3 separate regions of the Homo sapiens genome follow, and all the other regions are linked to region 1. A link is a contact called in ENCODE Hi-C or POLR2A ChIA-PET data. All regions are on one chromosome and are shown on one strand. Each heading gives the region's core, a stretch centred on a gene start or an enhancer-like site at or near the end of the contact. The rest is flanking DNA. Distances are from core to core; before and after follow the strand shown.

Region 1 (2,794 bases), core at 295-2,794:
CAGGACTTTGGACCAGATCTGCAGAGGCACGAAGGCCAAGCCTGGGAGAGGTGAGGGGAGTGATGATGAGCTGTGTGGCACAGCTCCAGGCAGCCCCATTTCCCACCTAGGCAGCCACCCAAGTGGGGAGCAGTATCTTGGTGCCCCTCTCTCTGGGACTCTGTCCCTGCCCCACCCTGAGTCCCTGTTTCCTTCTGAAACTTTCTCTTCTTTCTGGGCCTGTTTCCCGTCCCTGGATCTCTGTCTCTCTTCCTCTTACCCTCTCCTTCCTCCTTCAGCTCCTCCTCGTCCCCAGTAGTTTCAGCCCTATCACTTGTTCTGTGACATTGGCTTGGCTCCTTAAACCTCCCTGAGGCATAGGAGATGATATCTATTTCTTAGGGTTTTTTTTTGAGTTGGAGCCTCGCTCTGTCCCCCAGGCTGGAGTGCAGTGATGTGATCTCGGCTCACTGCAACCTCTGCCTCCCAGGTTCAAGTGATTCTCCTGCCTCAGCCTCCCTAGTAGCTGCGACTACAGGCATGTGCCACCATGCCTGGCTAACGTTTTGTATTTTTGAGTAGAGACAGGGTTTCACCATGTTGGCCAGGCTATTCTCGAACTCCTGACCTCAAGTGATCCACCTGCCTCGGCTTCCCAAAGTGCTGGAATTACAGGTGTGAGCCACCGCGCCCGGCCCCTAGGGTCATTTTGAGAGACACATGAGGACATGTGTTCAACCCAGTCCTCAACACAGGGCAAAGACTTCTTAAATATGAGCGTTTAGGGTTATATTTCATTATTATTTAGGGTCATACTTCATTATTATTTTCCTATTATTAATGTTATTTTGGCTCTTTTACGTCCTTGCTGTATGACATCCATCAAGGGGCTTCCCCTCTCTGAACCTCAAGCGAGGGGAAGGTTTGTGGGGGCATCTGACCAGCCACAAGTCCCGACAGATAGGAAGTGCTTGAGAAATGGCTCTCATGATCATTGTTGTTTGTATGCACAACCCCATTTGCCGGAAGAAGACTCAGGCTCCAAGAAGCCTCCGGTGAGCAGTGGATGGGAGCCTGTAGCCTGCCTGCAGAGTAGGGCACCGTAGGTCTCCCTGAGACAAGGGAGACCCCAGGAAGTTGCTTGGGTTGGGGGAGGCCCTCCCACCTGCCCCAGCCCCCCTCACCCACAAAGGACACGAAGCTGGTCTTGTCAATGAGGATCCAGATGCCGAAGCAGAAGATCAGGCTGCCGAGGACCTGGGGAGAGGAGATGCGGATACGGGGGTGGGCCACAGGGGAAGATGAGGGCTGGGTTAGCGGCAGGGGCTGGGCCCCGGCTGGGTAGCCATGAGGCAACTCACGAAGAAGAAGAGGTTGAAAACGAAGAGGAAGTACTTGATGAGGCTGAGGCAGCTCTCCTGGGCTGACATCTTCACCTAGTGGGGTAAGCGGTCCACTCACCACACAGAAGAGGTGCTGACAGTGGGGGAGACAGGGAGAAAGAAAGAGGCTGAGAGAGAAAGAGAGACGGAGAGCTGAGAGAGAAAGGAAGAACCCCAAAAGAGGAAGTTCCAGGGGTGGGGCTCCACCCACTCCCGCTTCATGTAAGGTGGCTTTCTGTCTCTCTCTCTGTCCCTGTCTCCCTCACCTGCTCCACTGGGACACATGCTCTGGTACCTGAGGGGCCTTGGAATTTGTGGGCACCAAGGACTCATGGGGCAGTCCCTCCCAGGTCTCCATGTCTCAGGCGCTGGGGGATCTAAAGGGACCCCTGATCTACTGGAACCCACCTCTGGGCATGGGGACCTCAGGGCTGACCCTGGACAGCAGCTGACCTCACAGACACTCTGACCTCATGGCCTGCTAAGCTCTCCCATCTCTGCATCCAGCTGTGTCTCCCATTTCCTGCCCTGGGTCTCTTGTTCCTCCTCTCTGGGTCTTTGTCCCCACCTTCCTGCTACTCCCCATCTCTGTCCCCTTATCTCAGCAGAGTCTCTCCCTCCTCTGGGTCTCTGTCCTCCTGCCTCCTGGGGTCTCTATCCTCCCTCTCTCTGTGTTTCTTTATTTTATTTATATATTTGTTTCTTTTTGAGACAGGGTCTCACTTTTCACCCAGGCTGGAGTACGGTGGGGAAAACAGCTCACTGTAGCCTGGGCTCAAGCTATCCTCCCACCTCTGCCTTCTGAGTAGCTGGGATTACAGGTGCACACTACCATGCCTGGCTAATTTTTGTATTTTTTGTAGAAATGGGGTCTTGCTATGGAGTGGGAGTGTTGTATTTTTTATATTTAATTAAAAAAAAACAGAGATAGGGTCTCACTAGGTTGCCCAGGCTGGTCTGGAACTCCTGGACTCAAGCGACCCTCCTGCCTTGGCCTCCCAAAGTGTTGGGATTACAGGCGTGAGCCACTGTGCCTGGCCTCTCTCTGCTTCTGGCCCCTTCTTTGGGTCCTTCCTCCTTTCTCTCTTCATCTCTCTTTTGTTTTTGTTTTTGAGACAGGGTCGCCCAGGCTGGAATGCAGTAGTGCGATCATAGCTCACTGCAGCCCCAACCTTCCCAGGCTCGAGCAATCCTTGCACCTCAGCCTCCCAAGTAGCTGGGACTACAGGTGCACACCACCATGCCTGGCTAATTTTCTTCATTTTTTGTAGAGATGGGAGTCTCACTGTGTTGCCTAGGCTGGTCTCAAATTTCTGGGCTCAAGTGATCCTCCTGCCTTGGCCTCCTAAAGTGCTGGGATTATGGGCGTGAGCCACTGTGCCCAGCCTGTCTTCTTTTCTCTGTCTCCCCCTTCCCCACTTGTTTTTGTGCCT
Region 2 (2,794 bases), core at 173-2,672, 430 kb before region 1:
GAGGAAACCGAGAGGTGAAGTCCCTCATTCAAGGTCACACAGCCAGGGAGTGGCAGTGCTCAAACGCAAACCCAAGTCTGGCTGACCCCAGAGCCCATGCGGATGCAGCCTCTGAAGACTCCTGGCAGCTCCAATCACCCACAGCCATTCCCAGGAGTTGAGAGCTGACTTGCCGCCAGGATTCCCATCGTCACGACAACTCTTCCTGGCAGGGACCACCGTCCCCATATTACTGTGGTCAAATAGAAAAGGGCTCAGATCCCTGCCTGTCCTGCTGCCTGACCCCTGACCTCTCTCTGGGATTAGACTTCCCCTATTCCCAGCTTTCCAGATATCTACCCCTCAAGCACTTCAGAACCCAACGCCTTCCTTGAGGTCTGGGCGCTCCTTCTTCTACCCTTTCCCCAATCCCCTACTCTAATGTCCTCTTCTTTCCTGGCCCCCCGTTCCCTGTCACAGGTTCTCCCAAGACCTTACACCGACAGCTCTTTTCCTCTGTGTTCCTTGGGTCCCTCCTTTCCCCTCAGCTGCCCCTCTAGCCCCCTCCACACTGCCTTCCATGTCTTCTAGGCAATCTCCCACCCTGAAGCCCCTCTATCCTTCACCAGGGTGTCCTTATAGTCTCCCCGTCCCATCATCTCCCTGCCCCAAACTCATGGACTTTCAACCACTCTCAGGCCTCCTCTATACCACTGGCCAGGAGCCTCGGTGACCTATCTAACCCCTTTCCCCTGTATGACACCCCCTATCCCAGGTCCTCAAGCCCTGCTTCATTAGGCTTCCGGCATTCCACTTCCTCCAGGTCCCCTCTGGCCTCTTCCCATTCCATCGCTCCACAGGGCACCCCCGCCATACACTTCTTTCACTTCTTCTCTACATTGGGAATCCCTCTAACCCCATCGTTTGTAAGATCCCCCAGCTTTTCAGTCTTTCCCAGGGGACACCTCTATGCTCCCATCCCCGGGACCTCACTGGCTTCCTCCCCTTTCAAGCCCTCCCGGACCCCTCTAGCTACTCCGTGTCGTCACCTCAAGAGGCACTCTATGACACCCCAAGCCCCTACGTGCCCCCCACTCTAAAGTTCTTCCTGGGGCCCATCTATGCTGTCCCTATACGGCCGCAGAGGCTTTTGATCCCCCGGGTCCCTCTGTGATCCCCAAACCCCTCAATTTCACGCTCCCCCCTCCCCCGCGTCTCCAGTGTCCCCCGGCCGCGCGCTCACAGTTCCGGATGTCGGAGATGAACACCGCGAGCCCCCGCATCCCATCGCCCTTGGACACGGCCGGCATGATGGCGGTGGTGTCGGCTCCAGGCCTGGCCGGACAGGGCACAGAGCAGCGGGGGCTGGCAAGCGGGGACCGGGCGGAAAGGACCCCAGGCAGCGCCAAGGAGCCGAGCCGGCCGCGGGGAGGGCTGGCTGGCGGGCGGGCGGGCGGGCTGGCAGGCCGTGGCACCGCCCCCTGCCCCTCCCCTCCGCCCGCGGTCCGGAGCTCTGAGCCGCCCACTGGCTTGAGCTCCTGCCGCTCACAGGCGGGTTTCTCCCCCACTTCCTCTCTCATTGGCCGCCAAGCAAAGGCACGACGCTACGATTGGCCCAGTGTTCCGCTATTTCCGTTTGGGAGCTGGGGAGGGGGGGGAGGAGGCGTTGCCCGAGAGACGGGCGGGGTTCGATTGCGTATCATGGGCCCGCCCCCTCCGCGCGGCCAGGTCAAACACTGATTGGATCTAGCGGCTCTCCAAGGAGGAAGGGAGGGACGTGAAGGAAGGCGGGGAACGGTCCTAGGAGGCGGGACTTAGGTTGACTGGGACCAATGAACGGGTAGACCTGCCCCGCAGGCGTCGCGGATTGGCGAGATCTGTCCTACTTCAGCCCTCCATTGGGCGGCTGTGGGGCGGGCGGAAGGCGAAGATCAGTAGAGAAGGAAAGAGGGGAGGGTGTCACTCCGCTCGGCTGGGATAGGTGGAGCGACGCCTGCAATTCCCTGCTGCAGAGAAGGGGTTGGGCGAGGCAAGAGAGCGTGCGGTGTTTACTGCGCAAGCGTCTCCGTGTTCCCTTTCTCCCTCCACTGTCACCCCCGACTGCTGAAATCCTCTTCTAGGAAGCCTTCCTCCCCTCCCCCCTTCTCTGCAGCCAACGTGTCGGGACTTGAGTTGTCAGGAGACCTAGAATCTCAGAGTGAAAAACAGTAATTCAAGGCTAGTCCCATTAAGCAGAAGTTAAAACTTAGGTCGAGAGGGCGAATGACTTGCCCAGGGCCACACAGCTTGGAAGTGAAAAAGCAGAAATAAACGTAAACCGTATCTTGGCTTACTTTTCAATATATGTTGCCTTTTTTTTTTTGTCCAACCGCAGTGTCTCTCGGGCAGCCTCCATTGTAGCAGATATCAAACCAAAATTGATTGTCTCCTCCAGACTGGGAACTCCTTCTGGGCAAGAATGGGACCTGGCCTTGAACAGTTTCAACAACATTTGTTAAAAGAAGAAATAGGTGAATCTGCTTTGGCCCAGCCCCAGCCTCCATCCCCAACCCCCAGCTCCCCAGAGACTCTTTGGTAAACTGGCTTTGGGGAAGGCAAAACGGCCAGAACTCCCAACGCCCCAGGAGATTGAGAAATTTGGGACAAAGGGAACTGGAAGAGTCCATTTCTGTCACCTGTAGGAACAAAACTCCACCCCATCAGCCTTTTCTAATCTCAGAAGCCAAGAATTCCTGGAATGAGCCTTGGGGGTGTGTTCTGGACCTTTGGAATGGCCATTCTGAATCCTGGGAGATGGAAAGGAGGTTGAGAAGAG
Region 3 (2,794 bases), core at 92-2,591, 320 kb after region 1:
GTTTGAATGTGCAGACTCCTTAGATCCCGAGGTCTGAAACTCGTCCCCAAGGATCCAGCTGTATCCTCACCATCCCGCCCTGCTCCCACAGGACGGAGCTGTCCGGATACCCCCGCAAGGACTCCCTGACCTACTGGAGCTTCGAAGAGACGCCCCAGGTCTGGAGCCACGGCCCGCAGCGGCCGCCCTGTCCGCGCTCCTCCCGGCCGCCCCGACCACCGCGGGTCCGCGTGCCGCGCGTCAGCCCGGTGACCTCGGCCATGCCGCACCGGGGAGCCCTGTCTCTGGCTCAGGAGTCCTACAGCCCCCTGCTGCACCCGCTCCGGCGGCTCGACCGCTTCTGCCCGCTGGAGGCGCCCTGGGGCGGCCCGCACTGGAAGCCCCTGCGGGGCATCTACAGCGTGCCGAAAGCCTACAGTACCGAGAACTCCAGCTATGGCAGCTTGAAGCCGGCGCTGGTGTGAGCCGTCAGGGCCAGCCCCACCCCAGACCCGCCCCCAGGGCCGCGCTGCCGAGCGGAGCTCGGGACCTCCGCTCACTAGGAAGGGTTCCGGACCCAGCCTGAGTCGCACTCATTACGTCTATTGGCAACGTGGGGGCGGGACTAGCCCAGACACCCACTCAGCTGCGGCATCACGGAGAGGGGACTAAGTCCAGATAATGTCCTTGCAGGCTGTGGCCCCGGGGGCAAGACACGCACCCTGCGGGCGTATTAAATAATGAGTTAAATCACCTGAACCACACCCACTTCCGGGGACGCTCCGGGCATCCTGGCTTGAGGGTAGGGTGGGCGGAGGTCCCTAAGGGAGAGGTGGGGCTCGGGCTTAATCCCTCCTTGGGGGCATCTGGGTCAAGTGGCTTCCCTGGCAGCACAGTCACGGGGAGACCCTCTCTCACTGGGCAGAAGCTAAGTCCGAAGCAGCGCCCCTCCTGTTAGGTTGGACTGTGGTGCAGGAAAGCCTCAAGTGGAGGGTTGAGGCTTCAGTCCAGCACCTTTCTCGGGTCATGGCCTCCTCCTGGCTCCCAAGACCCCACAATTGGCAGAGGCAGGCCTTCCTACACCCTACTCCCTGTGCCTCCAGGCTCGACTAGTCCCTAGCACTCGACAACTGGGTCTCTGAGGTCACTTCACCGTGGTCTCTGCCTCACCTCTGGCGCTAGACCACTGAGGGGAGAGGGCTGGGGCGCTCTGCTGAGCCACTCCTGCGCCTCCCTGGCCATGTGCACCTCTCGCCCCCGGGGGGATTAGTGTCCAGGTTACCCCAGCATCCTATCACCTCCTGGTGGCCTTGCCGCCCCCACAACCCCGAGGTATATAGCCAGATACACGAGGCAGGGGATGCACCAAGGATGGAGATGCTCCAGGTAAGACTACAGGGCCCCTGGGCACCTTCCACCTCCTTCCAGGCCATCACTGGCATGAGAAGGGGCAGACCCGTGTGAGCTGTGGAAGGAGGCCTCTTTCTGGAGGGGCATGACCCCCAGTAAGCTTCAGGTGGGGCAGTTCCTGAGGGTGGGGATCTGAAATGTTGGGGCATCTCAGGTCCTCTGGGCTGTGGGGTGGGCTCTGAAAGGCAGGTGTCCGGGTGGTGGGTCCTGAATAGGAGATGCCGGGAAGGGTCTCTGGGTCTTTGTGGGTGGTGTACCACGCGGGATGGGAAGGCCAGGACTCGGGGCTGCGGTCTCAGACCTGGGTGAAGCAGTGTCCTTGTCCCAGGGGCTGCTGCTGTTGCTGCTGCTGAGCATGGGCGGGGCATGGGCATCCAGGGAGCCGCTTCGGCCATGGTGCCACCCCATCAATGCCATCCTGGCTGTCGAGAAGGAGGGCTGCCCAGTGTGCATCACCGTCAACACCACCATCTGTGCCGGCTACTGCCCCACCATGGTGAGCTGCCTGGGGCCAGGGGCAGATGCTGCCACCTCAGGGCCAGACCCACAGAGGCAGCGGGGGAGGAAGGGTGGTCTGCCTCTCTGGCCTGCGGTTGGGGAATGGGGTGTGGGAAGGCAGGAACAGAGGGCTTCCTGGGCTCCTGAGTCCAGGACCTGTGGGGTCAGCTTGGGAGCTCAGCTGAGGCGCTGGCCTCAGGCACATGCTCATTCCCCCACTCACACGGCCTCCAGATGCGCGTGCTGCAGGCGGTCCTGCCGCCCCTGCCTCAGGTGGTGTGCACCTACCGTGATGTGCGCTTCGAGTCCATCCGGCTCCCTGGCTGCCCGCGTGGTGTGGACCCCGTGGTCTCCTTCCCTGTGGCTCTCAGCTGTCGCTGTGGACCCTGCCGCCGCAGCACCTCTGACTGTGGGGGTCCCAAAGACCACCCCTTGACCTGTGACCACCCCCAACTCTCAGGCCTCCTCTTCCTCTAAAGACCCTCCCCGCAGCCTTCCAAGTCCATCCCGACTCCTGGAGCCCTGACACCCCGATCCTCCCACAATAAAGGCTTCTCAATCCGCACTCTGGAGGTGTCTTTCTGTGGGCTCAGGGCAACCACACATACACAGGGTGGGTGCAGCTTCCCAACCATTTTATACAGAGTCACAGTGTCAGAACTCTGGTGGAAAACAGGGTGGGGTCGGGGGATGACATCCAACTCAGGAGGTGTCCATGGTCTCGCCTTCTGTGGGGAGAAGGAAGGCCACATGGTCAGTGTCGCCCAGGTGGCAGGGCCTGAGCCTTCTACGCCGAGCTCCCTCTTCCTCCCTCTGAGGTTGGCTCTGGCAGTGCAGGTGCGGGGTGGGGATTCTTACTGAGTTCGTTGAAGAGGAAGGCGTCCTGGTACTCCTTCATGTACTGCGT

The links. A loop is a pair of places that touch in the nucleus more often than their neighbours do. ChIA-PET counts read pairs that join two places held with the same protein, here RNA polymerase II (POLR2A). Pooled maps may share reads with other maps.
Region 2: a loop to region 1 is called in a pooled map, with 6 times the contacts of the local background. The contact joins the promoter of AP2A1 here to the promoter of CD37 in region 1. A Hi-C loop is called at or near these places in 1 of 37 single-sample maps with no recorded cell type and 10 of 50 pooled maps. POLR2A ChIA-PET finds 5 or more read pairs at or near these places in 3 of 52 experiments (A673, HEK293 and activated CD8-positive, alpha-beta memory T cell).
Region 3: a pooled map shows a loop between it and region 1 (2.6-fold over the local background). The contact joins the promoter of LHB here to the promoter of CD37 in region 1. A Hi-C loop is called at or near these places in 2 of 50 pooled maps. POLR2A ChIA-PET finds 5 or more read pairs at or near these places in 2 of 52 experiments (activated T-cell and common myeloid progenitor, CD34-positive).

Annotation. Positions count from the first base shown.
Region 1 is chr19:49,334,156-49,336,949 of GRCh38, reverse strand. It overlaps CD37 (CD37 molecule), which reads right to left and starts at 1,544. Exons shown (of 8, transcript NM_001774.3): 1 at 1,341-1,544; 2 at 1,164-1,236; 3 at 1-41. The coding sequence starts at 1,409. It also overlaps a transcript of SLC6A16 not described here. RefSeq lists enhancers at 1,314-1,433, 1,924-1,993.
Region 2 is chr19:49,765,629-49,768,422 of GRCh38, reverse strand. It overlaps AP2A1 (adaptor related protein complex 2 subunit alpha 1), which reads right to left and starts at 1,422. Exons shown (of 23, transcript NM_130787.3): 1 at 1,223-1,422. The coding sequence starts at 1,289. RefSeq lists enhancers at 958-1,726, 1,780-2,757 and a silencer at 1,288-1,867.
Region 3 is chr19:49,015,638-49,018,431 of GRCh38, reverse strand. It overlaps LHB (luteinizing hormone subunit beta), which reads left to right and starts at 1,341. Exons shown (of 3, transcript NM_000894.3): 1 at 1,341-1,365; 2 at 1,718-1,885; 3 at 2,122-2,452. The coding sequence starts at 1,351. The coding sequence ends at 2,364. RUVBL2 (RuvB like AAA ATPase 2) reads right to left here. Exons shown (of 15, transcript NM_006666.3): 14 at 2,746-2,794; 15 at 2,462-2,615. The coding sequence ends at 2,590. SAXO3 (stabilizer of axonemal microtubules 3) reads left to right here. Exons shown (of 5, transcript NM_001396011.1): 5 at 92-464. The coding sequence ends at 464. RefSeq lists a silencer at 160-349 and enhancers at 1-516, 326-620.